Regions from separate parts of the Mus musculus genome. Here region 2 is linked to region 1. Evidence: chromatin contacts called from ENCODE Hi-C or POLR2A ChIA-PET data. All regions are on one chromosome and are shown on one strand. The core of a region is the stretch at or near the end of the contact, and the rest is flanking DNA. Distances in the headings are between cores, read along the strand shown. Region 1 overlaps Nyap2 (neuronal tyrosine-phophorylated phosphoinositide 3-kinase adaptor 2). Region 2 has its middle 390 kb from the start of Mir6344.

Region 1 (5,438 bases), core at 960-3,459:
TGATAAGAAAACCAATGATATTGTCAACCCACCTTATCATCCGTTACCTCTATCATATGCTCATTAGGACTATAATTACAGCTGTCTTAATTACTACCATTTTTCTGACAGGGCTCCTGAGTCAGAGGTTAAATAATTTGTCCAGGGAACTCAGCTATGGGATAATTGCAACAGGATAAAGCCTAGAGACTGCACATCTGCACTTTCATATCTAATCGCAGAACCTGAGGAGTAGCAGCTTTCCTAACTTAGAATCTCCCAGCTGGGGTGCCCATTGGCTCCTTCAGCTTCTGTTCCATATCTTACCATCTAACTCACAAAGAATATAAGTTCAGGAAAGAAATAAACATCTTCATTTTTTTGTTTGTTTTCACTGCTACATAAAATACTATGTAGTGTGTACGGGAAGGGTGACATTTTCCCATGAAATTTTAGAAAAGAATGGAAAAGAACTCAACCTCCAAAGATGGGGGTCACAATTTGTTCTGAATTTTTAACACAGCAATGGAGATGTTGTCACTGTCAGCAAACAAAGTATGGAGATTACTGGCTACTGCACATGGGTTGTGGGGGAAGGCAAATCCTTTTGAAGTTTCAACAATGAGAATTGTGGATTAATGCTAACTCTCCTTTTGAATTAAAAGACACTTCATTCCTTTATGGTAATATATACAACTGAGACTGCTCCTCACCTAAAACACCATTGGTTCTACAATCAGTATGTTATTAGAGTTATGACTTCCAAGTGATAGCCACTATGGGTGGGGGCTGTCATGTCATGTTAGAGCACTCGCCTTATGTGAAGAACTAAAGTATACCTCTTCCCACATTAAAGTAGTTTTTAATTCCCTGAATTCTGATGACTCTCCTATGCTCAGTATCAAGAAATTCCCATACTCTACGCTGACCAAATATAACTTTAGCTTCTCTACCAATGCACTGTTCCTAGAAGACCAGAAAGTAGACCAGATTTGGCCCATGGCATCAAGCATATGGTCCAGTTTTCCACTGACTAACAGCAAATTCTGAGGGTCTTTCTGGAATCAGATAACCCAAAGAGAAAGGCTCAGAGAGGTTGTGGTCACTGGTCGATGGAGAGCATCTGCTGCTTAAGTCACATTACAGGTCCCGAATTTCCCCCAGCTAATCAGAGTCACAACATAACACACCCCTTCCCTTTTCATGGAGACTGGTCCCAGTCTCAAGGGGGCACAGATGAATGCAAACACTTCCTGTCATTTACTCCCCAAGCAATATCCCTTCCCACAGGCTAGCTATGCTTTAGACAAAGGGAAACAAACACTCCAGACAGGTGTGTTAGATAACAGGTGCTCACTGTTTTACGTTGACATCAAGTTATTTCATTTGACGACACAGGGGTATACAGCCCTTCTTAGCATGACTTCTCAGAAGACACTTTAAACGCACATGTTCAGCACTCAAACACTGAGTGAATCTGGACTCAGTGCCCCAAACCTTGTGAGTTGGCCTCTCTTTGAGAGCCGCAGTCTTCTCATCTAGTTCCCCCAGGGGAAAGGAAGGCTTAGTTTTATCCTTCCTTGGCACTACCCAGCAGCTCCCAGAATAGACAGTTAATTACTGAAAATCTCTTCGACCTCACTCTGGAGAATTAGATCCTAGGCTCTGTAGCTTCACCTGACTCCCTCTGCTATGAAGGGGCTCTCTGCACCCCATGTGACAAACCTGCCAGAGCATCCTTCTGCAAGCCAGCTGAACCAGGGAAGGCAGGCTGCTTGTCCTCCTACTCAACACAAAATGGAGACAGAGCTGCTGGTCGTGACTACAGAGAAGGCTAAAGATGTCTTTGGTCTTTCATCCTCCCGCCCAGCTGCTGGAGAGCCAGGGGAGTCTTTCAATTCTCAAAGGAACCTCAGCTTCCTGACTCTCCTGCAGGTCTAATACTCCCTCGTTAGTCCTGAAATCCTATTACTGAAAAGGCCATGTGTTTGATTCACACGAGGCTATGGTGAGGCCCACACCTCCTAAAAGTGGCATTTTTCACTGACACATAAAAGACCCACGGTCATTATATATATGGTTACAAAGAAATTTTAGAAGTGCTGGTCTTTAGCCAGATCCCTGTTGTTCTGCAACACAGAATACAAGATAAATTACTGCTTGCTGCTTCCTAAGCAAGTGCTGAGAAATCTACTGCAGGGTTTTAGGAGAAAAAGCTGACAGTAAGGAGGAAACGCTGAGGCAATACTGCCCCCTTGTGGCAGCACAAAACCATGCAAATGGTGTGGACATTAAAACATGTTTATTAGCATATCAAATATTCATGTACAGTAAGTTGTCATTTATCAAACAAAATTTGCTTCTGTTGCGTCTCTCTCTGGTCTCTTCTACTTACCCGCATCCTCCCCCTGGGTTCGTCCCAGTCTGGTAGACCCCTTTCAAATGCTTTCACGCCACATGTGCCTTTTGGCCCTAGAACCCGTCTTGCTCCCCTAGAACAATCGCCTATCTGGTGTTCTAGAATATACACATTCTCACAACAGTCAACATTTGCCTGTGTGTAAATAAGAGTATTTAGTGTTTAGGATCTCCTACAGACCCAAGTTACAAAGGTCGAAAAGCCCACGGCTACCCTTTCCACTGGCCAGGAAGAAGCCCACTGATGTCATTTTTACCTCTGAAAATCTATCACAGTTTTAAAGGTCCTCCGATAAAAGGTTCAATGACCTCGCCTTCTGAACTATTCCGAAGTTTTCTCGAAATCTAATAAAATTGCCATTTAGACCATCATGTGCCCGTTTCTTCTAGTCCAACCTGACTGCTATTAAGAGGGAAAGCAGTCTCTGTTCCTTTATTTATTTGTACGTGGTCAAAGCCAGGGAGACAGGGTCACAGCAACTGTGGCTTAGGTAGAGGAGTTGATCAATTTTGTTCAGAAAATCTCACAGTGGGGACCAGCAATGCTATGTACACACGCTGGGACAACGTCTTCATGTGAATGTGCTGTCATCATTGTCTCATGAAGGCAGGTCCCTGGCGCTCTCTGAGGTTTTATACAAACCCCTCTCCTCAGAGGGCATTTCAGTGACAGGGATTGAATGGTTTCATCTAAACATTTGGCTCTTCACCCTTTTCTAGGCATATAACTAGAAAATGGAGTAACAGCTTATATTCTTTCCTCTTGTCAGTGGAAATTTGAACATAATTAATTATTACCATGTCTTTTTATCATTAATACAAAGGCAGCTTGATGTTTTTATTTCCATCTTAGACTTCTTTATCCTAATTTCTGTTGTTTTCATCTTTTTAAAGATTTGTTTATATTATTTTTAATTATGTGTATGGGTTTCTGTATGTCTGTGGGTCAGTTCACGTGAGTGTAGGTGTCCACAGAGGTCAGAGGCATTCCGTCCCCATGAGGCTGCAGTTACAGGCATTTGTGACCCATCTGAAGTGGGCACTGACAACTGTACTTGGGTCCAGTGCAGAAGCACTATCGATTCTTACCTGCTGAGCTATCTCTTCAGTTCCTATTTTCAATTACTTTAAAAATATACTTTAAGGCATGGGTATGTATAATGTTTGTATATATGTGTGTCCATATATGTATATGTACATATTCATGTATGTGAATGTGGGCTCACTCATACCATGGCCTATGTATAGGGATCATAGGGTAAATTCAGTTGTTGATCTGCATCTTCCATCTTGTTTGAGTCAGGGTTAAGTCTATGACCATAACACCTTGACTCTTTCTATCCTGTCTGATTTTACAAGGTGCACAGGGTCAGAGCTGATTTGTATTTGGAAGGGAGATGCAGTCTCTTCACTGCATATTTCAGGCTACCTGGCTCAAGAGGTTTAAGGGTCTCTTCTTTCTGTTCCTCCTGTCTCTTCATAGGAAGTCTGAGACTACAGATCCTCACACTGTACATCCTGCTATATGTGGGTTCTGTGAACTCCATCTCAAGTACTCAAACTGGTAAAAGCAGTTTTACGAGGTGATCCCTGATTCCAGTGGCTTTCTGCTGAGAGATTACATTTCCCAGCTTTTGCAGTTGACTATGGAAATCACTTCTGTCCCTATATAAGGGCAGCATCCCACTTTGTAGGCTAAAGCATTACAGATTCTCTGCTCTCATCTATAGATACACATAAATTGTTATGGGTATGTAGATCACTGGGTTCAGTCTTAAAGAGATTCAAATGCCTTTGGGGTAAGAATGATATTAAAACATTGTTTTATGCTATCCTACTTTATTGAGAAGGCTAACTCTGAAGGTGGAATTTGGTCAATTTGTCCCAGACCCAAACATGCTTGTTTCAAAGACTCCTCCAAAGTCTCTATCCTGAGACCAGAAGCCAGCCACCTGACTTCACAACGGGCAAAAATGCAGAAAATCAGAATCACCCTGGGAAAGATATTTTTGCAGTGGAAAACAACTAAGAAGTAACCTATTTCATACAGAGGTTACAAAAGACAAGCTGTTTAACTCTCTAAATTTCCTCCACTTTTTTCTTGTTTTTGTTTGCTGTCTCTAAAGCATTTGTCAAAATTTTAACTTTCTGGGTTTTTGGTTTTTGTTGTTGTTGTTGTTGTTTTGTTTTTTTGTTTTTTGTTTGGATTTGTAACTTCATTGAGTGTGATTTTAAAAAAAAATTGTAGATAATTTTAATTTGCTATAATAATCCATGTTTGTAAGACTGATTCACCTGTCTTTCCAGAAAAGGGAATTTGCTGGATGTGCTGACTTTTGAGATACATGGTTTGTTATCTTGGATCATGACCTAGTAGCCATGTGGCTTGCCACCCTCTTGCCTGGTGACATCAGGATAGAAGCATGCCATGTGACTTTACTGACATCTTGGTTAAGACTATCACATGGTGTTCCTCTAATTACTATCGTCTTCCCCCCTTTTTTAACTAAAGAGGCAACATCAGGTCTCCATAATGGCTTATTTTATGTTCCCTATATTATAGGGGTAGCAGCACACCTTCAAGATACTTTAGATTAGCATATAGTATGATCATATTGGTCCAGAGAATGATAAATAACAAATGAGCAGAAAACCATGAACAAGGTCTGTGTAACATATATTTGATGATTAATGTTTATAAATTCCCAATGTTCTCTTTGCTGTTTTTATAGAGATTTAACTTGGAGAAAGTGAGTAATAAAAAAAAATCTGTAATAGTTTTTGTAAAAGTATATTGTAAAAAGATCTCAAAAATGAGGCTCCTACTCTTTCTGTGGACCGTATTTATGATTTGGAATTTATTTTGATACTAACAGATTGTTAATTCAAAATTGTGAATTATTAAGACACAAATTTAACAGGGATAAAAGCACAAAATCCTAATCTCATCAAAGAAACCAACTTTTGCTGGACAGTGGTGGTGCACGCTTTTGCACGCTTTTAATCCCAGCACTTGGGAGGCAGAGGCAGGTGGATTTCTG
Region 2 (5,285 bases), core at 2,576-5,075, 430 kb before region 1:
GGTGCAGAAACCACAGTATGTGATACTTACGTCTCTTTGAAGCATCACTACCAATTAATGTTGACATTTTTTTCTTCCATGAGATCCTAAATAGCCTGTGAAAGGCAGGAGCACCAAGGGGTCCTCTTAGTTGTAATTATCTTGGGCTTTTGGCCAAAGTGGCTGGCCCAGACCCCAAATGCTCCTAAGGACATATTTACATGCTGTCTCCTCTTTGTTAAAATACCACTTGTTTCCAGGGGATGGGTCCAATGTTACTTGCTCAAAATCTGCCCTGACTACACTAGAATATCATTGCCTTTCCTTCTGTGCTCTCAGAGGGCTTATATATAAATTCAAAATTTGTCTAAAGGGCTCTGCTTCATGACAGAATTATATACATAGGTAGGCTCATATCTGTGCCCTTGGATCAAGGCACTGTCTCACTTGCCTTCATATCCCCGAGATCACCTACTGAGTATTTAATCTTTACTCATAGAAATGAAATACAAATATTTTGTACAATTTACACATTTGTCTGCTCAGAAGAAATTATTTAAAAATCCAGACCTAGGTTTTTTTTTCCCCCAAGAGAGAAAAATGCATATTCACAGAAAAATAAAATCTATAAAACATACAAGTAACATATTTTTGGTAAGCTCGTGAAGGTTGTTGCCTTTAGCTACAGTTTAAGGATGGTTCTGATATTGTAGCTCTGGTTTTCTGTCTGTGAAACACTTACCTACCTATTGGTTTCTGGTGTGTAGAGAAGAAATTTAGACTTAATGAATAGCACTTTTGACAATAGTTTACGAAAGATGTTCTGAACATTTTGCAGGCATCTTGGGTCTCCCAGTAAATTACATTTGCTTTGGATAGACAGCCTACACCATATGACAGATAAGCAATTTGTAATGGCTGACAATCGTCTGACACAAAATCTTTACTTTCCAAAACACACTGGAAGTGAACAAGTCATGAAATATTGCTCCCAAGGAAAGAAAAATCTAAGTTTGGGACTAAGTGAAGATTATGTTTCCTGCCAGTCTTCTGCCTTCTCAGAAAACATCATTTTATGTATGTGATGGCAGACAGGAACGGTTTGGGTTTGGTACTTCAAGCAGTTGACTTCCAGTGTAATTTTGGAATTACAATATGGCTTCTCCACGGTAAAGAAACACTAGGGGTAGATCAGATCTCACATGAATTCTCCAACTCATAAATAAAATAAAATATGAATATCCATTGAAAATTTGTGCTTCTTTAAGCCTTATAGAAACCATACATTTCTGTATTTTGTCTGAAAAAAAAAAAGCTGCTTTTCATGTGAGTGTGTTGATACTTGGCAAGGGACTGGCTCAACATAAACGATACTGGGAAGTGCTAAGAGTGATGGAAACAGATCCTGCCTTCAGTGATTTAATTGTTATTTGACTGTAAACTGCTGACGGCAGACAGAGCACATAGACAATAACATGAGATATGTCGGGTGCATACTCTTAAGCCAACAACAGCCTGTAGAACTTAAGATGGAATATTTTCAGACTCAGTGAGAGCCACCATGCATGCCCACCCCTCATTCAGTAGTGTCAGCGCTGAAGCACGGGTGTTTCAGTTACCCAGAACAAGCAGAGAAAGGGGTGGGTGTCAGTCTGTGTACTGGATGCTATCTGCGGAGCTCTGGCCCAGCTAAACTACCAAAGAGTTGTTCACCACTGCTCCAGAACCAGTACAACACTGGGACTCCACACTGGGGCCAGGGGGGGCAGCCAAGGTCTTGAAGGTGACTGCGGTAGCCTTGGGCAACTCCAAGTGGTGAAAGCTCTGGGAGAGAATTCTCTCCCCCCAAAGTGTTACAGCTCTAAAATGACAGATGCTCTCAGAAGGTCTTTGACAAAGTAATTCACACACCTTTATTCCTTGTGGTCAGGTTCTTATATACATTTTGGGGTCAGTAGTGGTCTAAAAGCAGATGTTTCCTATTGGCTTGATCTGAGATGTTAGAATGCCTCATCTGCATATGGTGACGCTTGGGTGCTACCCCTATGTGACTGACTGCGGAAGATCCTCTCCACGGGGTGCCAGTGGTCACATGAAAGGGACCTGGTGAGGAGTAGGTGAAATGCCTACCATCCTCAGGTCTCAGGGTCCTAGGGTTTCTGAATCCACTCAACCTGCAAGTTTCCTGGCATGGCCTACTGACCCATAGGTGTGTTTCCATGGTTTCTTGGGATGGTAGAGGAGGGAGGATACAGATGTGAGAAACATGAATAAATATGCATTTAATAGTATAAAGAATCTGTATTCATGTGTGTGCACATGTGCCTGGGAGGGGGAGGATTACAATTATTATATTTTCTCGTGGTTTACACAGGAAGCAAACTGAAACATGAATCCACTATGCTAGAGTCATGGTCATGTGCTTTCATGAGCATTTCCCTGCCATTAATGCCTTAAGCCAAGAACTATTAAGTAAGGGTTTTATGAAGTCAGATCTTTTTTTTTTTCCTTCTTCTTTTCTTTTTCTCTTTGGGCTAACAGTAAAACGCTGCATGTACCACAGAAAATGATACCTTGGTATTTAAAAAATAATCCGCTGAGGGGTTTCCATGAATAAATGATTTTCCCCCTTCTGTCCGAATTCCCTGCCAAAATATTTGAGACTGGACACCTAGGGTGTTTGCTTCCTCCTTAGGCTCAGGACTCCTCATTTCACATACTGTTGACCCAATAAATTCCATCTGGGATAGTTCAGAACCCACATCCGGCCAAAGTCGGGGAGGAAAAAGCTTGGTGCTGGAGCTCTCTCACAACCATACTTCCTGCTTCGCTGACCCTTCCACTCGCCCCTGCAGGGACTGTCTGAAGCTTCACTGGGGGGGGGCTTATTGAGCCACCCTTCACTGCATCTCAGCTCCATTTCAATCGGTTAGGCTCACTGGGAGTTTTAATCTGCTGGTACCTTTCCCATATTATTGCCCTTTATCCATGCCTTGGTTGGGACTGGGTTGGCTTTGTCTCTGGTTACAATGCTCAAGAGAGAAAAAACCCTGCTGTGTTCTTGGCCTGCAGATACCACGTGTTGCATGAAGCGTGTAAGCCTGATCTCACTCTCAGCCATCCTAAAGACACTCAGGACCTGTGGCTTACGACTTGTAGAAGCTATTTTCTCTATAAATTCTAGCCTATCTATGATTTCTATTTCTCCCGATGGCTTCGGTAGTTTCTCTGTGACTGTGTATTCCTTAAGCACCTCCCTCCGCTAGGAGTTTATAAACTTTGCCCACTTGGGAATAGCATGTCCTCTGTTTGTACTTGTTCGAATTATTTGAACTTAGGTATGCTCTGTGGGGGTAAAGCCACTGCTTGATACAACGTGGAATGAACTGCACACAAGTTTTATGGACTTTACCTCTGTTCCTACTGGGCACAAGATTCTGCTGATATTTTGCAAGTCAGCGAAGACTTCTCCAGCACTGGGTTGGAGTTACATGGGTAACTTTGCTCTAAATTCCCCCCTTTAATGGAAAAAAAATGGATGGAAAGCAAATGGGGGCATAAATCTTCCAAGTTGCTTTTCTGTGACCAGCCAGAAAGTCCCCAAATGGAGACACTGCTTGCTGTTGGCACAAGAACTCCCTTCATTCTGGTGTCAACAGGAAGTTACCAGCCAGGGCAGTGTTAGAAGGTAAAAGGGGAGCAGCCTGCTGTTAATCCAGTTGGGTCTTTCGTTTGGGGGGTTCATTACTTCAAACAGCAAAGCTATGGGTTGCTCTGTGATAGAGTGCTTTTGTCTCTACAAACCTTTTCCTTTTGTACTGCTCGTTATTGTTCTTGGCAGCCAGCCAAGCCTCACATCTTCTGGTCACAGAATTCCTTTCTGCCTACTCCAGTGTAGACTAAGGCCTCTGGGTAATACGAGACGCCTCAATTTCTCAGCAGACAGCACATTAAAGCGAGGTCTGTTGGCCAGATGCAGGGACAGGTGTTACTCTCCTTCAATTTACACCTGCCCTCATTTATTTGTCCTGAGAATGCTACTAACAGACTCGCTCCCAGTGAAGGAAGTGCGGTGACTTTTGTAGGCGGTGGGCTTTGGGGGAAAATGCTTCAGCTGCGCAGTAGTTTGTCTCCACATATACTTTCAGAGGTAGTACACTTCAAGGAAATGTTTTGTTGGGCCTGCATTAAGGAGCAAGAAAAGGCAATAGTATAGCGAGCTTATTAATACAACACATAGTGCTTTTCCCAGCTGAGAGTACCCTGACCCTCAGCAGAAGGCTGGCTTTTTCTTCTTTCTGAGAAACTGGAGAAGCCAAGTCAGTGCCATGAGAACTGGCTTTCTTTCATCCATATAAGCAGAGCCATCAAAGTATGAACTGGCTTAGTCCTCTCAAGTTTAATGTTGGTAGTTCTAATCCAGATTCATTTTTACAGCTCCATCATAGAGATGAAAGGGTGTCAAATATCACAGCATTTATTAATACTTCTACTATTCTTTCAAATGAGAGTTTGGAGAGTCTTATGGTTTTAATTACAGAATCAGATTATTGGTTGATAGAGTGCCCAAGATATGGATTCTATTATAAAAATCATCATTGTCTTAAGTTGATTGCCAACTTGGTTACATGAGGTTTGTTCCTCTTCTTGATCTGAAATTTAGCAACAAAATCCTCTTTTGAGTTGCCTCAGCAAATTTTCCCAAGCTACATAGTCAACTCCTTGGACCTACTTACCCAAGCTTGCTTCCCTCTTCTAGCCATCTCTCTCACACCCATCCTTTTCTCACCCATCAAACTCTACAAGTGTCCTGTCAGGTATCTTCTCTTGCAGGAGCATTCTTTCTGGAGTGTCTTGTTCAAGGGCTTGGGCTTTCCTACCGCTCTCTTCTTTGCATTTCATGGATAAGTTCATTATTCTACAAACTCTGAAAGTCTAGGAAGGGTTTTCTGCTCTACTCACTGATATGCAGTGCCTCACCAATACTTCACATTCTCAGGAAATGACAGTATCGTTTTCCCAGTCTGGGAGATATGCTCTCATCTTTGGCTTACACACAATCATCACATAAAAGGTTAGTCTCATCACTTCATAATGGGGCCCCTTTTGCAGGATAGTTGGCTGTGGGATTTGGAATGGATAAGAATATCTTTCAGAGTTGGGTGTGGTCATTCACGTTTATTCACTCTGGTGGCTAAGGCAGAATAATACTCATGAATTGGAGACTAGTCCTGGCTACATAATAGATAACAGAACTACATTTATAGCATGATACAAATTAACTAAGTAAGTAAATTTAAAATGCT

The links. Hi-C counts contacts between places; a loop is a spot of excess contacts on that map. ChIA-PET counts read pairs that join two places held with the same protein, here RNA polymerase II (POLR2A).
Region 2: a loop to region 1 is called in a map of Patski, with 3 times the contacts of the local background. The contact joins two enhancer-like sites. A Hi-C loop is called at or near these places in 1 of 37 maps with a recorded cell type or tissue (Patski). POLR2A ChIA-PET finds 5 or more read pairs at or near these places in 1 of 5 experiments (Patski).

Annotation. Positions count from the first base shown.
Region 1 is chr1:81,313,570-81,319,007 of GRCm38, reverse strand. All of the region lies in intron 6 of Nyap2 (neuronal tyrosine-phophorylated phosphoinositide 3-kinase adaptor 2), which reads right to left. Among named protein-coding and RNA genes, the nearest start is that of Nyap2, 240 kb to the right of the region's middle. Within about 2 kb of position 2,209, at least 1 of the 3 ENCODE cell types and tissues checked has a DNase peak (open chromatin) inside an H3K27ac peak, as active enhancers do.
Region 2 is chr1:81,743,309-81,748,593 of GRCm38, reverse strand. No RefSeq gene overlaps it. Among named protein-coding and RNA genes, the nearest start is that of Mir6344, 390 kb to the left of the region's middle. Within about 2 kb of position 3,825, at least 1 of the 3 ENCODE cell types and tissues checked has a DNase peak (open chromatin) inside an H3K27ac peak, as active enhancers do.